Regions from separate parts of the Homo sapiens genome. Here region 2 is linked to region 1. The links are chromatin contacts, found by Hi-C or POLR2A ChIA-PET in ENCODE. All regions are on one chromosome and are shown on one strand. Each heading gives the region's core, a stretch centred on a gene start or an enhancer-like site at or near the end of the contact. The rest is flanking DNA. Distances are from core to core; before and after follow the strand shown.

Evidence for each region. A loop is a pair of places that touch in the nucleus more often than their neighbours do. ChIA-PET counts read pairs that join two places held with the same protein, here RNA polymerase II (POLR2A). Pooled maps may share reads with other maps.
Region 2: a map of PC-3 shows a loop between it and region 1 (3-fold over the local background). The contact joins two enhancer-like sites. A Hi-C loop is called at or near these places in 4 of 168 maps with a recorded cell type or tissue (HAP-1, PC-3 and psoas muscle), 4 of 37 single-sample maps with no recorded cell type and 7 of 50 pooled maps. POLR2A ChIA-PET finds 5 or more read pairs at or near these places in 1 of 52 experiments (CD4-positive, alpha-beta T cell).

Annotation. Positions count from the first base shown.
Region 1 is chr2:151,555,459-151,562,125 of GRCh38, forward strand. NEB (nebulin) reads right to left here. Exons shown (of 182, transcript NM_001164508.2): 121 at 6,652-6,667; 122 at 5,750-5,854; 123 at 5,546-5,650; 124 at 5,134-5,241. Among named protein-coding and RNA genes, the nearest start is that of RIF1, 150 kb to the left of the region's middle. Within about 2 kb of position 4,958, at least 3 of the 41 ENCODE cell types and tissues checked have a DNase peak (open chromatin) inside an H3K27ac peak, as active enhancers do.
Region 2 is chr2:151,617,287-151,623,512 of GRCh38, forward strand. NEB (nebulin) reads right to left here. Exons shown (of 182, transcript NM_001164508.2): 72 at 3,633-3,740; 73 at 2,165-2,476; 74 at 989-1,192; 75 at 78-182. Among named protein-coding and RNA genes, the nearest start is that of NEB, 110 kb to the right of the region's middle. Within about 2 kb of position 2,130, at least 2 of the 41 ENCODE cell types and tissues checked have a DNase peak (open chromatin) inside an H3K27ac peak, as active enhancers do.

The DNA.
Region 1 (6,667 bases), core at 3,708-6,207:
GTTTTTAATAACTGAAAAGTCTGCTGCTAAGAAAACACAATCCTTGGATTTCAGTTTCTACAAGGCTTTCAAAAATACAGTGCAATCAACTTCTGTGGGATAACAATTAGTTCTTAAGCCATGTTGCCCGTTAATTAGTGTTCCATGATTATATAAACCAGGTTAAGACAGAGACTAAGATCCAATCTCATAGCACACAATAATAAAATAACAGTTCTTCCAAAACTCAGCGATTTGCACCTCTGTAACAAAAGAGAGATGGGAGTATATATTTGTGTCAGAATTCCAGCAATGCTCTTCATTGACTGGAGGCCAACCAAAATTTCCACTAGATTTTTCCAAAACAGAAAATCAGCTTCTTACATCTAATCTATTTCTCAGCTTCAAAGATGATGGCATTTAAAGGCACCGTTAAAAAAAAAAAAAACACATACACACACACAAAACTTTTTCCTAAAATAAGGTCAGAATACTTCTTTTAAAGGATTAATTTCTCTATGTTTTACCTTGCTCCAAAACCAATTTGCCAAGAATCTTGCCTCTATAATTTTGTTCATGACTCAAGGAAAAAGCCTCTTTTGAGCTTTTAAAATCTTATCTATAGTACTTTTCTTCCAAAATGAAAAGTTTGCTCCTTTTTGTAATCTTCCAAATAGAGGTGGGTCTGGGTAAAATCAAATATGTTACTGTTTCCTCCAGGTAAAAATTAAATAATTCCATAGACTGTCTAATGAAGTTTATTTCTAAGCTGTGCATCTGTAAGCCCAGTAGAGTAGTGAAATCAATTTACTGAGTCACTAGCATTTAAATGAGTAGAACAGAATGGAAATTATCAGAGTGCACTGTCTCTAGTCTAGCAGTCACTACTCTTCTGTGAGACATTTGTGCCAGAAGAAACTCAGGTAAACTTCAGGGGTGTGTGTCTGTGTATGTGAACTTGAAATAAAAAATAAATTTCCCACTGTGAGTCATGGTCAAAACATGTTTGAGAAATGCTGATTTAAAGTGTTACAGAAAATGTTCCTGATTAAGAGATAAAGTCTCTAATTTTTCTGAAGGAGAACTGGGCTAAGAATTACAATAAAGCTTACAGGGAATTTTACAATAAAAGGTTTTACACAGACTTTAAACCAACAAAGATCAAAAGAGACAAAGAAGGGCATTACATAATGGGAAAGGGATCAATGAAAGAAGAAGAGCTAACTATCCTAAATATATACACACCCAACACAGGAGCACGCATATTCATAAAACAAGTTCTTGGAGACCTACAGAGAGACTTAGAATGCAACACAATAATAGTGGGAGACTTTAACACCTCCTGTCGACACTAGACAGATCAACCAGACAGAAAATTAACAAGGATATCAGGACTTGAACTCAGAATCTCTGGGACACATTTAAAGCAGTGTGTAGAGGGAAATTTATAGCACTAGATGCCCACAAGAGAAAGCAGGAAAGATCTAAAACTGACACCCTAACATCACAATTAAAAGAACTAGAGAAGCAAGAGCAAACAAATTCAAAAGCTAGAAGAAGACAAGAAATAATTAAGATCAGAGCAGAACTGAAGGAGATTGAGACACAAAAAACCCTTCAAAAAAATCAATGAATCCAGGAGCTGTTTTTTTGAAAAGATCAACAAAATAGATAGACTGCTAGCAAGACTAATAAAGAAGAAAAGAAAGAAGAATCAAATAGACACAATAAAAAATGATAAAGGGGATATCACCACCGTTCCCACAGAAATACAAACTACCATCAGAGAATACTATAAACACCTCTATGCAAATAAACTAGAAAATCTAGAAGAAATGGATAAATTCCTGGACACATACACCCTCCCAAGACTAAACCAGGAAGAAGTCGAATCCCTGAATAGGCCAATAACAAGTTCTGAAATTGAGGCAGTAATTAATAGCCTCCCAGCCAAAAAAAGTCCAGGACCAGATGGATTCACACCTGGATTCTACCAGAGGTACAAGGAGGAGCTGGTACCATTCCTTCTGAAACTATTCCAAACAACAGAAAAAGAGAGAATCCTCCCTAACTCATTTTATGAGGCCGGCATCATCCTGATACCAAAGCCGGGCAGAGACACAACCAAAAAAGAGAATTTTAGACCAATATCCCTGATGAACATCGATGTGAAAATACTCAATAAAATATTGGCAAACCAAATCCAGCAGCACATCAAAAAGCTTATCTACCTTGATCAAGTCAGCTTCATCACTGGGATGCAAGCCTGGTTCAACATATGCAAATCAATAAATGTAATCTATCACATAAACAGAACCAAGGACAAAAACCACATGATTATCTCAATAGATACAGAAAAGGCATTTGACAAAATTCAACAGCTCTTCATGCTAAAAACTCTCAATAAACTAGGTATTGATGGAATGTATCTCAAAATAGTAAGAGCTATTTATAACAAACCCACAGCCAATATCATACTGAATGGGCAAAAGCTGGAAGCATTCCCTTTGAAAACTGGCACAAGACAGGGATGCCCTCTCTCACCACTCCTATTCAACATAGTATTGGAAGTTCTGGCCAGGGCAATGAGGCAAGAGAAAGAAATAAACGGTATTCAATTAGGAAAAGAGGAAGTCAAATTGTCTCTGTTTGCAGATGGCCTGATTATATATTTAGAAAACCCAACCGTCTCAGCCCAAAATCTCCTTAAGCTGATAAGCAACTTCAGCAAAGTCTCAGAATACAAAATCAATGTGCAAAAATCACAAGCATTCCTATATACCAGTAAAAAACAGAGAGCCAAATCATGAGTGAACTCCCATTCACAACTGCTACAAAGATAATAAAATACCTAGGAATCCAACTTACAAGGGATCTGAAGGACCTCTTCAAGGAGAACTACAAACCACTGCTCAAGGAACTAAGAGAGGACACGAACAAATGGAAAAACATTCTATGCTCATGGATAGGAAGACTCAATATCGTGAAAATAGCCATACTGCCCAAGGTAATCTATAGATTCAATGCTATCCCCATCAAGCTACCATTGACTTTTTTCACAGAATTGGAAAAAATTAAAGCTGGAGGCATTACGCTATCTGACTTCAAACTATACTACAAGGCTAAAGTAATAAAAACACCATGGTACTTTTACCAAAACAGATATATAGACCAATGGAACAGAACAGAGGCCTCAGAAACAACGCCACATATCTACAATCATCTGATCTTTGACAAATCTGACAAAAACAAGCGATGGGGAGAAGACTCCCTATTTAATGAATGGTGCTGGGAAAACTGGCTAGCCATATGCAGAAAGCTGAAACTGGATCCCTTCCTTACACCTCATACAAAAATTAACTCAAGATGGACTAAAAATGTACACATAAGACCTAAAACCATAAAAACCCCAGAAGAAAACCTAGGCAATACCTTTCAGGACACAGGCATGGGCAAACACTTCATGACTGAAACACCAAAAGCAATGGCAACAAAGGCCATTGGAATCTAATTAAACTAAAGAACTTCTGCACAGCAAAAGAAACTACTATCAGAGTGAAAAGGCAACCTACAGAATGGGAAAAAATTTCTGCAATCTATCCATCTGACAATGGGCTACTATCCAGAATCTACAAAGAACTTAAACAAATTTACAAGAAAAAAACAAACAACCCCATCAAAAAGTAGGCGAAGGATATGAACAGACACTTCTCAAAAGAAGACATTTATGCGGCCAACAAATATATGAAAAAATGCTCATCATCACTGGTCATTAGAGAAATGCAAATCAAAACCACAATGAGATACCATCTCACGCCAGTTAGAATGGTGATCATTACAAAGTCAGGAAACAACAGATGCTGGAGAGGATGTAAAGAAATAGGAAGACTTTTACACTGTTGGTGGGAGTGTAAACTAGTTCAACCATTGTGGAAGACAGTGTGGTGATTCCTCAAGGATCTAGAACTAGAAATACCATTTGACCCAGCAATCCCATTACTGGGTATATACCCAATGGATTATAAATCATTCTACTATAAAGACACATGCACACGTATGTTTATTGCAGCACTCTTCACCATAGCAAAGTCTTGGAACCAACCCAAATGCCCATCAATGATAGACTGGATAAAGAAAATATGGCATATATACACCATGGAATACTATGCAGCCATAAAAAAGATGAGTTCATGTCCTTTGCAGGGACATGGATGAAGTTTTAAACCATCATTCTCAGCAAACTAACACAAGAACAGAAAACCAAACACTGCATGTTCTCACTCGTAAGTGGGGGTTGAACAGTGAGAACACATGGACACAGGGAGGGGAACATCACACACTGGGTCCTCTCAGGGAGTAGGGGGCTAGGGGAGGGATAGCATTAGGAGAAATACCTAATGTAGATGATGGGTTGATGGGTGCAGCAAACCACCATGGCATATGTATACCTATGTAATAAACCTCCACGTTCTGCACGTGTACCCCAGAACTTAAAGTATAATAAACCAAAACAAAACACACACACGCAAAAAGGTTTTACTTAAGAACATTAATGGTTAGAGGTCATAAGATTTAAAGGCATAAAGAGTTAGAGGATGTATGATCTTCTACTATATTTAAACAGCTCATGAGATTTAGGGTTTGTTTGTTTTACAATTATGTTTATATCTAAGAAAAGTTCTACCTAAAAAAGGAGAATTAAACAATTTTTAAATGTTTTCTATTTCATTGCTATAAAATAATTTATATTAACTGGGGATGGTATAATAACCGGTTATCATATTCACTGGTTTATTTTTGCCCTACATCCATGTAATTCTATTGAAAAAGTCTATTTCTGTAAGGTGTATTATGTCTTCAGCCCATCCTTACTTCTGACTCTAGCAGAGATTATCATGTGCAGACAGGCAGTCTGAAAGGTCACATCCTGTCCTCTTTGCAAGTGCTTGTGATTCTCTCCAGGCAGCAGAGAGAGACAGGCAGTGAGCACATAGACTCTAATGACTGAGCATTTGGAATTATTTCCTGGACATGCCCACGGGAGTGCTAGGGGTACTTCTGGACAACGTATGAATCAGCCTGAAAGATTCTTGGAGTGGAGAGCAGGGGAGGGGAGGGAGGGTGGGAAAGCTGTCATGTTTTTGCTTTACTTACATGGCTGGCCAGATGCTTCTGGTTCTTGGCGTGTGTCAGGGACAAGGTGCTGGAAGGCAGGATGTAGCTGGTGGCTTTCACTCTATCCCAGGCCTCCTTGTACAGGTTCTGCAGGAATTAAAGACCTTCTTGTGAATATGGGAAAATGCATCTGGTTAGCTTCTGAGTAGCAGGTTTTCCTTCTGTGTCTGTCCTTCTCACACACTCCCTACTAACTCCCAGGACTCCTCTTTAAGGTGGGGCTTATTTAATTGTACCTACTAGAATTTTATGAGGTAAAGTAAGATTGAAGGTCCAGGAAAAAACCATAGAAAAGCCTTTAGGGAAAGAGTGTCCATCCCATTTATTCTCTTACTGTCCCAGAAGGGGGAAAGGTGGCTCATATATAAGGGGGAAAAAAAACTCAACTCACACTGCTGTAAAGATTCTTCAGGTTTCTGGTTCTGTCATAATCCACTGTTTCTAGAACTGTTGTGTATTTGTCCTTAATCTGATGATAATTTTCTTTATATTTTACCTGTAGACAAGCAACAATAGGTTATTCACCTCTGTTGTTAGAAAATACATAAAGACAAGAAATAGTTTGTCCCTGGAAGAGGAGTACAGGAAGACGCACCTCACTGGCATTAATGCCACTCTGAACAGCAGTCACATAGAGGGGCGTGTCTGTGACCAGATTATAGTTTTGTAGATTTTCTTTACCTGCTGCTGTATATTGTAGCTGTGAAGAAAAACAAAAGTCATCAAAAATGGTAACATACAGGTCTGTCATCAGCTGTAGCTGCTTGTGCCAACTTACATGTGCCTTTATTTCTGGATTTCTGCTTTAATCCTAACAAACAGGCTGTCATTCTAGAGTCCTGCAGACTTTGTATGGCTGCCAGAATGAATAGCTTCTCTTGACTGAGACTGGGGTTGAGATTTTGGCCATTTTGTTGCCTTTTCCATGCCTATTCTCCATCCCTGACAGCAGCCCCTCACTTTTTTTTTTTTTTGGTTTCGAACACTTTTTTTTTTTTATTATTATACTTTAAGTTTTAGGGTACATGTGCACAATGTGCAGGTTAGTTACATATGTATACATGCCCCTCACTTTTAACATTCCATTACAACTGCCCTATCAGAGCTGAACCACGTGCTGAAAAGTTTTCCAGATACTGATCTTTTTCCTCCAAAACTTATCTACCTGTAATCAAAGGATGCTTCTACCTCCTACTCTCTGCAAGTTAACTTGATCAACTAAGGTACAGATGCTTGAGAGTAGTTCACTAAGAAACACCTCCCAGATAAGCTTTTATTATAAATGTGCATTGCCTTAAACCAAAGGAGAGACTCAGACTGGGAAGATCCAGCCCCAGAGCAGGACACTAGAAGAGCTTTGATTGGGAGAGGAGGGGCTTTGGTCAGTTAGAGCCTACACTGTTACAGCAACTTTCTTTGCCTGCCCATCAGCCCACTGACACCACCATGGATTCTGATGACCCATGGAGAACCAGTCCTTCTAGGAAGGTGGCTCACCTGACTCTGAAGGTCG
Region 2 (6,226 bases), core at 880-3,379, 59 kb after region 1:
AAACCTTTTCCTAAGGAAACAGCTACAGTGGTTCATTTTTGCCTTTCTGTTCATTACAAGATCAACAGTTTACTTACATCACTGTAGTTTATTCGGTTGAGTTTGGCTAACATGATTTCTGGTGTATCAGGCATGACATGAATAGTTTTCTTGTCATTGTCCCAGGCTTCAGTATATAAGCGCTACAAAAAAAAAAAAAAAAGAGAGAGAGAGAGAGAAAAATTATTTTGGTGTTCACAGATATTATTGTTTTGATTATGTGCCAGTCATCTCTCTTGTATACAAGGTAGAAATAAAATTATTAAAGCTGCATAAATTCCTTACCTTTGTTTCTTATTAAAATTCTTTCAATAATCTGTTAAAGGACTTATCGGTTATGAAAAGTATAATTGGATTGAAGTATTTAAAATAATTTATAGGAAAGAGTTATAGCACACAGTATTTTTTTTTTTTTGACAACCTACTAATCCAATCAGAAGCACACAGTACTTTAGGCTGGGCACGGTGGCTTACACCTGTAATCCCAGCACTTTGGGAGGCCGAGATGGGTGGATCACCTGAGCTCAGGAGTTTGAGACCAGCCTTCAACATGGTGAAACCCTGTCTCTACTGAAAATACAAAAATTTGCTGGGTGTGGTGGCAGGCTCCTGTAATCCCAGCTACTTGGGAGGCTGAGGCAAGAGAATTGCTTGAACCCAGGAGGTGGAGGTTGCAGTGAGCCAAGATCGTGCCATTGCACTCCAGCCTGGGCGACGAGAACAAAACTTAGTCTCAAAAAACAAAACAAACAAACAAAAGCACACAGTACTTTTAACAATGGTTTAATATTTTGAAGTATCACTAAGTAACTATGGTATTATAGTGGAAAAATCATTTAAGAAGGTATCATAATGCTTATTATTATCTTTAAAATGCAATAATATATCAGAATTTTTAAATTGTTCTGTGGTAACTTTCGGTATCTAACAGTGAGGATTGAAGACTCACCTTATTCATGTTTAAAGCATTGTTTTTTGCCAGCACCTGCTCCGGAGTGTCCGTTATACTGGTAAATTTCAGCGTTTCTGGACGCTGACGGTAGATAGTATCACTAAGTAATTCTCCAGCTCTCTTGGCCCTAACAACTTCCAAGGAATCAATCGGAACCCAGCCAATGCCTTTCATCCATTCAAGGTCTGACTTATACAAATTCTGCAGATCAACAGATAAGAAACAGATTTATTAATTAGTGTTTCAGATTCATAGTTACAAAATGGGTTATCCTAGAGAAACACAAAAATACCGATGAATAGTTAAGGTTCCTAGCATAGTCATTCACTCACTCACGCACATTATTGAATCCTAAGTGTATTTTTTTTTCTGAGCGTTTTTTTGGTACAGAGGAGTACAGCAAGAATGATAAAAGATCTTCTTTTAAAGTAAAAGACATGGTCCTGCCTATGACAGTATTACAAGATTTTTACAGAGAAGCATGCTTTTTTAGCCTTGGAAAATGTAGTCTAATAGCTCCAAATAAAACCACACACTGAGACTGATGGTGCGTGAGTACTGCAGTCAAAAAATTCTCACTTTTATTTCCATCTTCAAAAATCACAAAACTTCAAGTGTATAAAGGAAATGTGATGTTACAGAGATATGTTTGGTATTTCCTTAATTATTCATTTTATTTTACTCTCAATAGGACATGCTGAATGTTGATAAGTATTAGACGACTGGTTTCGAAAAACGTAAGAATGATAGAATTTTCCCATCAGTAAGTATAAAATGTAAATTAAAGTAATTTAGCATAATATGCTTTCCCTCTATCTCCCTACTGCCCTCTGCCAACAAACACACACATTTTTTTACTTCCTTAGCCAAAAGTTTGCAGTGATATATTTTTAAGGGCTAAGTTTCATCTGATTCAAACAAAGGAAGCCTGAATCCCTAGGAAGATTTATACCTGTTTAGAACTGATAATATTTACTTTGTTTCCTCTCCTACAGAGAACTTTTGGAGAAGAAAACAAATTGTAGTACCTCCAATGGGAAACTCCTTTCAGACATTTAATTGTAAATTGTTTGAAATATACAAACAAATTGCAGTTCATTGGCACTAGTCAGAACTCACAGACACGTTTCAGATCCGCTTTTAACATGCAGAGCTAACATCAAGGAAACTTACGTCACTCTGGAGGTCATAGGCTTTCCGTGCATGAATGATGTCATTCTGGTCGGGCAGGCAGATCCATTCATGCAGAGGATGTTTATAGTCCACATCGCTGACCAAGGTCTGACACTTCTTGGCCAAAACGATACCAAGCATGTCCACTGGGCTGCTGTACCTTGTCTTGTATTTCTCAAAATCTTTCTTGTACTCACGGTCACTCTGCACTTTGGCAATGTGGAGGGACCACATTATCTTGGGGTCATCGTGTACTGCTCGGGCGCCAATGTGGTGACCCAACTGTTTACGATATGCTTCTTTGTATTTGTACTGAAAGAGAGAATCCAGTAAATAAGAAGGAAGCACAAAGGGCTATTCCCTGTTGTTCTTTCTGTGGTGGTGCTTTCTATGAAATCTTTAAGGCAACAGAGGAGTTTCACTGGTCATGCTGCTGTAACGCCACATATTGGACTGTTGTGCTCATTGGCACATGTCCACAGAATAACCCCACAATGGTTCCTTTATATATGCTAGAGAATCATATGTTGGCAAAAAATGATAAAAAGTGAATACTGAAATGAAGAGTCCAATTACAGTAATAAACCATGATGGTGTCTCAGAAATCCATCATGTGAGTGAGCCTATTTAAGAACACACCTGGGGCGTATGTTTACATGGATCATTAAAATTTTCTAGCATAGTCTGAGAAGTAATTTCCTCTTCACAATTGATTTGGGAGAAATAGTTTTAAAATGGACAATTTCTGTTATTTAATAGGTAGAGAGTTTAAGTTTTACAAGATGAAAATTCTGGAAATCTGTTGTACAATAATATGAATATACTGAACCCCACCAAACAGTATACTTGAAAATGGTTAAGATGGTAAATTTTATTATATATATATGTATGTGTGTGTATATATATATATATATATATATATATATATATATATATATATATTTAACCAGAATTTAAACATTTAAAAACCTATAAAAATGAACAATTTTACTACTCTTGGATTAATTTTTAAGATGTCCAGGGATCTGATGTTTTCATTTTTAGGGTAAAGAAATATTGGTTCTGTGCACCACATAGAAAGAAGACTTTGTCTTTCCATGTTCATTTTCAAGTGATGGGGCAAACTCAGTTAAGCCTGCTTCTTTTCTGGCATCTTTGCCTTGAGTGTGTTCCAAGGAAGTTCCTGAGGTTTTGTGAGTAGCTCAGCATACACACATCTAGCTTTAATCGAGGCACTCACTCCTATTGAGCAAAGATCAAAAATAAGGAGTCAAATGAGCCACATTCCAGTCTAGGCTATGCCTCTGTGATGCTTGTGATCTTGGGCAAGTTATCTGTATCTCAACCCTCAGTATATTTGCCTATGCACTGAAGGGAGTTAAGGTGGATGATGACCAAAGAGACATCCAGCTGTATTCTGTGTGGCTGGCATGATGGTAAGAAATGTTAGGACTTGATCAGCTCTTACATCACTGGCAATATCCCGAGAGGCCTTGGCAGCCACAATGGGAATGGCATCACTTCTCAAGTCATAGCCTTCTTTCTTGGCTTCTTCCATGGCCTGACGATAGAGGCTCTGAGGAAAGAAGGAGTAGCTTTTAAATATAGAATTCACATTCACTCGAAAAGTATATTTTCTGCCAAAGGAAGACCACTTTTGGATGCAAAACTACATGAGTATGTTCAGCCTTAAATCAGAAAAAGAACTCTTTCTTTTACTTTCTGTTTATCCTTGGATATTTATTTAAATGAAAATTTCACATTCAGCAAGTTTTAACATCACAACCTCTCTTTGCACAAATCTTTTACACGTTATACATTAAATGAACACCTCTTAATGTGTTTAGATTGTTCACCATTTGCCCTTTTCATGAAACAATCAAGAAATGTTGATTTATTTAACTCCAAATTTGAATTGGGAACATTTTTACTAGCAGAGAACAGTATCATATAATAACATATAATAATACTACCACTAGGAGGATGTGTCCATAATCAAATTTAGTGCTGAACTAAAGATGTGTCATTCTTTCTGAATCTCTCTGTTAATGTTGATTTGCTCCCTATTATTTCATCAACTGCTGCAAGTTGTTCGAGGACATGAGGGTAGCAGGTACCAAAGATTTAGGAGTCAAAACTGCAAAACTTTTTTGACTTCTTCTGTGAATTGAGAAAGCACCACCACTGTTCAATTTCTGTGGCAGGACAGACATGCACAGAAGACAAAACACAAATGTTCCATGGAAGTGTCATTTGAGAACCACGCATTAAACAAATCATATATACCAATGGCTTTTAGCCCTTTTTGTGAACCAGTGATAAAAATTTTGACTGATTCTGTATCCTCTTAACGAAAAATTTTAAGTAATTGCCAACATCGGTATTCAATAAATCAAAACAAGATAAATATACAGTTTGATAATAATTTTTAAACATAAAAAGTAAAAATTTATTGGATCTCTTAATGAGACTTGTAGGAGCTCATGGTGGTTTGATTACAAAGTTTTGATGGGCAATAATGAATTAAGTTGTCTGGTAGAGTTTTGTGGGGTCTTTTTTATTGTTGTTTTTTGTTTTTTGAGACAGTCTCACTCTGTCGCCCAGGCTGGAGTGCAGTGGCACAATCTCGGCTCACTGCCTCCCAGGTTCAAGCGATTCTCGTGCCTCAGCCACCCGAGTAGCTGGGATTACAGGTGTGTGCCACCATGCCCAGCTAATTTTTGTATTCTTTAGTAGAGATGGGTGTTGCTGATCTCAAACTCTTGAACTCAAGTGATCCCTCCTGCCTCAGCCTCCCAAATTGCTGGGATTTCAGGCATGAGCCACTGCACCCAGCCATGTTTGGTAAAGTTTCGTTTTAATACTTTCAGACATGCATCATAGTAACTACTAGGATGAATATGACTATTTCTTTTTCTTTATTTAAAAAATGAAATCTTTATATTATCACACTTAGTCAAATATTTTAATGTATGTTTTAATATTTTAAAATGTATACTTTCCACCTTTTGCAAAACTTCAAACTTACAGAAAAGTTGCAAGAATGCTACAATGAATACCAACTATCCAATTTATTAACATTTTTGCCATATTTGCTTTCTCTAGCTCTCTCTTTATGTGTTTGTGTATTTCTTCATTTTACTTATTATTATTATTTTCAATTGTTGAACTGATTAAGAGAAAATTGTACACATTATGGCCTTCATCCTTGAATACTTTACCATGTATCTCCTAAGAATAAAGATATTTTTATATAATGACAGTATATGTATCAGACTCAGGAAATTTAATATTGATACAGTATTATTGTCTAGTATTATTCTCTTTTACTATCAAATATACGGTGAATATTCAAATTTCATCAAATGTCCCAATAATTTCCTTTATAGCAATGTTGCTTTTCTATCCAGAATTCAGTTCAAGAGAATGAGTAGCATTTAGTTCTCTAGTTTATTTCTTCACCTTTAAACCATGCCTTTTTTGTTTTAACATGAGAGAAGAGTGATTATGAAAGAAGTGGGATGCCACTCAAGCTGTAGGGGCATTCTTGGGCAGATAATTTAGAAGAGTGTATGTATGGAAGTTGAAGCTATGTTAACTGATTTACTTAAAACGATCCATGCCAGTTTACCCCTTGGAAAGCCTTTGTGTAACCTCAAGGATGGTAGGTAGCTGAGGTTTGAAAGCAGCTCATCTATATCCAAATACAGCCTTTAGATCAATCTATGATTGAACAATTTAATCTTTAATTTCACTTTCCCCCTTTCCTCTTTTAAGAGGTTTATTGAGTTAGATAAAGCAGACACAGTACCAGTAGATAGTTCTGGAAAAGAATTTAGAAATAATGCATGGCTTTAAGGGAAAAACTACAAAGATTTACAGTTCTATAAAGCTTTATCATCCCTCTACTTTATACTGTTCAGTGTACTTTTCATTGCTGAGCCTGTGTAAAGACAAAATCTTAAACATAAGGAAAATCCCTAAAAAGTGTGATACAAATAATTAAACTTCATTTTTATACCCCATTCTCAAATTAGATTGAATTAAGGATACCGGACTAGT